Regions from separate parts of the Homo sapiens genome. Here region 2 is linked to region 1. Evidence: read pairs that join two places in POLR2A ChIA-PET (ENCODE). Cell type or tissue: OCI-LY7. All regions are shown on one strand.

Region 1 (2,500 bases):
GAATTAGGAAAGGAAAGAGGGAGAGGGGAGCAAGGGAGTGATTAGTATGCTTACATTTTATACTCTTGTGAGGATTAAGAATAATGTGTGTGGGCTGGGCACAGTGGCTCATGCCTGTAATCCCAACACTTTGGGAGCCTGAGTTAGGAGGATGGCTTGAGCTCTGGAGTTCAAGATCAGCCTGGGCAACATAGTGAGACCCCATCTCTACAAAATATAAACAAAATAAGCTGGGCATGGTGACGAGTGCCTGTAGTCCCAGCTACTCAAGAGGCAGAGGTGGGAGGATTGCTTGAGTCCTGGAGGTCAAGGCTGCAAGTGAGCTATGAACATACCACTGCACTCCAGTCTGAGTGACAGAGCTAGACTCCATCTCAAAAAAGAAGAAGAAGAATATGTGTGAAGTCCCATATAGTCCCAGTCCCAGCACACTGTCCCTACTTACTTACTAGACACAGTATTATAGTATCTGTGACAGTGATGGGCATGTAAAATTGTATGTTTAGTCAAATCATATTTGACTGGAGACATGTCTAACTTGTTTAATAAGTCACATTTATAATGCCTTTGCTACTCATGAACATCCAGTCACTTGATTTCACTGATACCTGCAGTCCTAGGCTTGCCAGTGTCCCAGGCCTCTTTGTTCACTATTTCCTGGGCTACTGCTTAGGCTCTATGCCTATTATACATGTAGATATGACCCTCTGTTCTCTGTCATCAACAGCAGTTGAATCAGAGGCCTTGTTTTGGTTATCTCTTGCTGCCTAACTACCCCAAAATTTAGTGGTGTGGAACAACAACCATTATGTTCTCTCTCACAATTTTGTGGGTTGATGTGCTTCAGCTGAGTGGTTCTTATGGTCCATGTGATATTGGCTGGGGCTGCAGTCACTTGGGGGCTTGAATGGTCTGGAATGTTCAAGGCTGCTCATTCACATGGCTGATAGTTGATGCTAGTCATCAGCTGGGAGCCCAGCTGGGCTGTCAGCTGAAGTGGCCACCTGTGGTCTCTCCATGCCCATGTGGCTCAGGCTTCTGACAACATGGTGGCTGAGTTCTGAGAGGGGAAATCGCAAGAGTGAGCCTTCCAAGAGAAGAAAAGTAGAAACTCTCAGTTCTCTTTTTTTTTTTTTGAGACGAAGTCTTTCTGTCACCCAGGCTAGAGTGCAGTGGCGTGATCTCGGCTCACTGCCAGCTCCGCCTCCCGGGTTCACACCATTGTCCTGCCTCAGCCTCCTGAGTAGATGGGACTACAGGCGCCTGCCACCATGTCTGGCTAATTTTTTGTATTTTTAGTAGAGACAGGGTTTCACCGTGTTAGCCAGGATGGTCTCAATCTCCTGACCTTGTGATCCGCCCGCCTCGGCCTCCCAAAGTGCTGGGATTACAGGCGTAAGCCACTGCGCCTGGCCTAACATTTTAGTTTTCTTTTTTTTTTTTTTTTTTGAGACGGAGTCTTACTCTGTCGCCCAGGCTGGAGTGCAGTGGCGAGAGCTCGGCTCACTGCAAGCTCCGCCTCCCAGGTTCACGCCATTCTCCTGGCTCAACCTCCAGAGTAGCTGGGACTACAGGCACCCACCACCGTGCCCGGCTAATTTTTTTGTATTTTTAATAGAGATGGGGTTTCACCGGGTTAGCCAGGATGGTCTCGATCTCCTGACCTCGTGATCCGCCCACCTCAGCCTCCCTCAGTTCTCTTAAAAACTAGCCTCAGCCAGTTGTGGGGGCTCATGCCTGTAATCCCCATACTTTGGAAGGCCAAGGTGGGTGGATCACTTGAGCCCAGGAGTTTGAGACCATTTGTGAGTCTCTACATGGCAACATGGCAAAACCCCGTCTCTACAAAAAAATACAAATACAAAAATTAGCCAGGCATGGTGGCGTTCACTTGTAGTCCTAGCTACTCAGGAGGCTGAGGTGGGAGGATCACCTGAGCCTGGGAGGCGGAGGTTGCAGTGAGTCGTGATTGCACCACTGCACTCTAGCCTGGATGACTGAGCGAGACTCTGTCTCAGAAAAAAAAAAAAATTAAAGGCTAGCCTCACTTCTGTTGCATTCCCTCCCCTCCCCTCCCCTATTCTCTCTCTCTCGCTCTCTCTCTTTCTTGCTTTCTTTCTCTCTTTCTTTTTGAGCCAGGGTCTCACTTTGTCCCTGAGGCTGTAGTGCATTGGCACCATCTTGGCTCACTGCGGCCTCAACTTCCCGGGTTCAAACAATCCTCCTATCTTGGCCCCCCAAGTAGCTGAGACTACAGACATGCACCACCATGCCTGGCTAATTTTTTTTTTTTTTTTTTTTTTTTTTGGAGAGACAGGGTTTTGCCATGTTGCCCAGGCTGGTCTCAAAACTCCTGAGCTCAAGCAATTTGCTCACCTTGGCCTCCCAAAGTGCTGGGATTACAGGTGTGAGCCACCGCGCCCAGCCTTCTGTTATCACAGGCCAGCTCAAATTCAAAGAGTGAAGGAATTGACTCAGCTCTTGATGAGAGATTGGCATG
Region 2 (2,500 bases), 200 kb after region 1:
CAAAAAAGAAGTTGCATACAAAGACATCTGATTGAAAAAGGGTATGTTATATGCCCCTTTCATAGGCTGCTAGGGAGTTTTCCTGGTTCTACTTTCAGGTGGTGGGATCAATAAGACCAGAATTTCTCATATGTTGTGAGAGGATTCAAATGTTACAGGGTTGCCAGCCAAACTATCAATCATGTATAAATCCAACAAACACTTTGTAACATACAAGAACTCAGGAAATGTGAACCATTGTTGGAGAATCTACTAAAATACGGCTTCCCGCAAACGAAGATGAATGGAAAATGTAAATAAAAAGAACTGGCAGTGTATATCAGATGTTTAACTATAGGACCAGAACTAAGATGTGGAGACTATTGCCATAGACCACAATGTAAATTTTTAAGTGAGGAAGGAAAAATCAGGAATCAAAAGGGGCCAGGTGCAGTGGCTCACATCTATAATCCCAGAGCTTTGGGAGTTCGAGGCAGGAGGATCACTTGAAGCCAGTTTTGAGACCAGCCTATGCAACACATTGAGACCCTATCTCTACAAAAAATAGATTAGCTGGGCACGGTGGTGCATGCCTATTGTCCTACCTACTGTGGAGGCTGAAGTAGGAAATCACTTGAGCCCGAGAGTTTGAGGTTACAGTGAGCTATGATTATACCACTGCACTCCAGCCTGGGCAAGAGAGCAAGACCTTGTCTCTTAAAGAAAAAAAAAAAAAATGGAGAAAGTAGATAGTAGTATAAATATAGTGAAGTCTTTAAAAGCTAGGAGTTAAAAGATATTTAAAGCAAATAACTCAGGCATGGTGGTGTGTGCCTGTAGTCCCAGCCACTAAGGAGGCTGAGGCAGGAGAATCACTTGAACCCGGGAGGCAGAGGTTGCAGTGAGCCAAGATCGTACCACTGCACTCCAGCCTGGGCAACAGAGTGAGACTCTTTCTCCAAACTAAATAAGAGATATTTAAAGCTGAAAAAAAATCTATTAATAGAATTTAAAACATTTCACAAAAGTCAACACATAAATAATATCAACCAAAATAAAGTGGTAGACAGAAGAGAAAATATACTAATTTATTGTTCAAAGAGGAAAATAAGTCTCAAAGGTTAAGGCTATTATATAAATTTATTTTTAAAAAGACATAAACCTACATTTTCAGAAGAAGAAGTTCCATGTTTCCTTAGATTATGTATTTAGCATCCATTAATCACAGGGCCAAACTAACAACAAAAGTTGTTTAGCTTTCCCTTACAATCCAGCTTTTATGGGTGTGCAAACATCACATTACAGTCCCTCCAACCACAAACCCCAACATATAGTATTTCACTTCCTGCCCAATAGTGGGTGTCCCCACACCTTTCAACCACTGTAGCAACAAAGCTCTGGCCTAGGCTTTTCACTTGCTTCTTTACTGCCTGACTGACTTTGGTGTTTCCTCATGTGGCCTGGTGTGGCATGGCACGCCCTCTTGGGAGATGAAAGTAATCTTCCATAGGCAATTGTTTCTGTGTCACCATTGCTGATTAAAACAAATCCTAAGTACAAATGTCAGAACAGAAACATGCAAAGCAAGAAAACATTACATCATGAAAGTTTCTTTTTTTTTCTTTTTTCTTTTTTTTTTTTTTTTGAGACAGAGTTTTGCTCTTTTTGCTCAGGCTGGAGTACAGTGGCGCGATCTTGGTTCACCGCAACCTCCGCCTCCTGGGTTCAAGCGTTTCTCCTGCCTCAGCCTCCCAAGTAGCTGGGATTATAGGCATGTGCCACCATGGCTAATTTTGTATTTTTAGTAGAGACGGGGTTTCTCCATGTTGGTGAGGCTGGTTTTTAACTCCCGAACTCAGGTGATTGCCTGCCTCGGTCTCCCAAAAAGTGCCGGGATTACAGGCGTGAGCCATTGTGCCCAGCCAAAAGTTTCTTTTTCAAGAGATGGTGGTCTTGCCATGTTGTCCAGTATGGACTTGAACTACTCAGCTCAAGCAGTCCTCCCACCTCAGCCTCCTGAATAGCTGAGACTACAGGCATGCACCACTACACCTGGCTGCGAGATGAAATTTTAAGAGATGGGGGTCTTGTTCTGTCGCCCAGGCTGGAGTGCAGTGACATGATCAAGCCGTGATCTCCTGGGCTCAAGCAATCCTCCTACCTCAGCCTCCTGAGTAGCTGGAACTACAGGAATGCAACACCATGCCCAGCTAATTTTGATTTTTAGTAGAGATGAGGTCTTCCTTTGTTGCCCAAGCTGGTCTCAAACTCCAGGGCTTCCTGAGTAGCTGAGACTACAGGTGTGAGCCACCATGCCCAGCCTCCTCTCTTTTCCAATATTGTGTTAAGTAAATTGTATTGGTGGTAATCAACTTGATCATTTCATTTTTAGGATAGAGATATCAAGGTGAGGGTATAACTGAACGAGAAGAGGAATAAACACCACCCTGTGATTGATGGATCTTTATAGCTCTCCTTTGATAAAGAAGGGAAATATCGTACTTACATTAGCATGTTATAG

What was found. ChIA-PET counts read pairs that join two places held together with the same protein. Peaks named below come from ENCODE experiments on the same cell type or tissue, not always from the same donor. Only the 100,000 strongest peaks of a DNase experiment are listed, where the experiment ranks them.
Region 2: POLR2A ChIA-PET joins it to region 1 with 13 read pairs; 4 of 35 experiments call an interaction of 5 or more read pairs at or near these places.

What each region holds. Positions count from the first base shown.
Region 1 is chr20:5,797,187-5,799,686 of GRCh38, forward strand. All of the region lies in intron 2 of SHLD1 (shieldin complex subunit 1), which reads left to right. Among named protein-coding and RNA genes, the nearest start is that of SHLD1, 48 kb to the left of the region's middle. RefSeq lists an enhancer at 937-1,136. In OCI-LY7, no CTCF peak of the experiment used is centred here; a DNase peak (open chromatin) is centred at 1,025; H3K4me3 peaks cover 1,052 bases; H3K27ac peaks cover 2,500 bases.
Region 2 is chr20:5,995,578-5,998,077 of GRCh38, forward strand. MCM8 (minichromosome maintenance 8 homologous recombination repair factor) reads left to right here. Exons shown (of 19, transcript NM_032485.6): 19 at 1-2,500. The region is part of intron 3 of MCM8-AS1 (MCM8 antisense RNA 1); the gene reads right to left. Among named protein-coding and RNA genes, the nearest start is that of MCM8-AS1, 9.0 kb to the right of the region's middle. In OCI-LY7, no CTCF peak of the experiment used is centred here; a DNase peak (open chromatin) is centred at 1,394.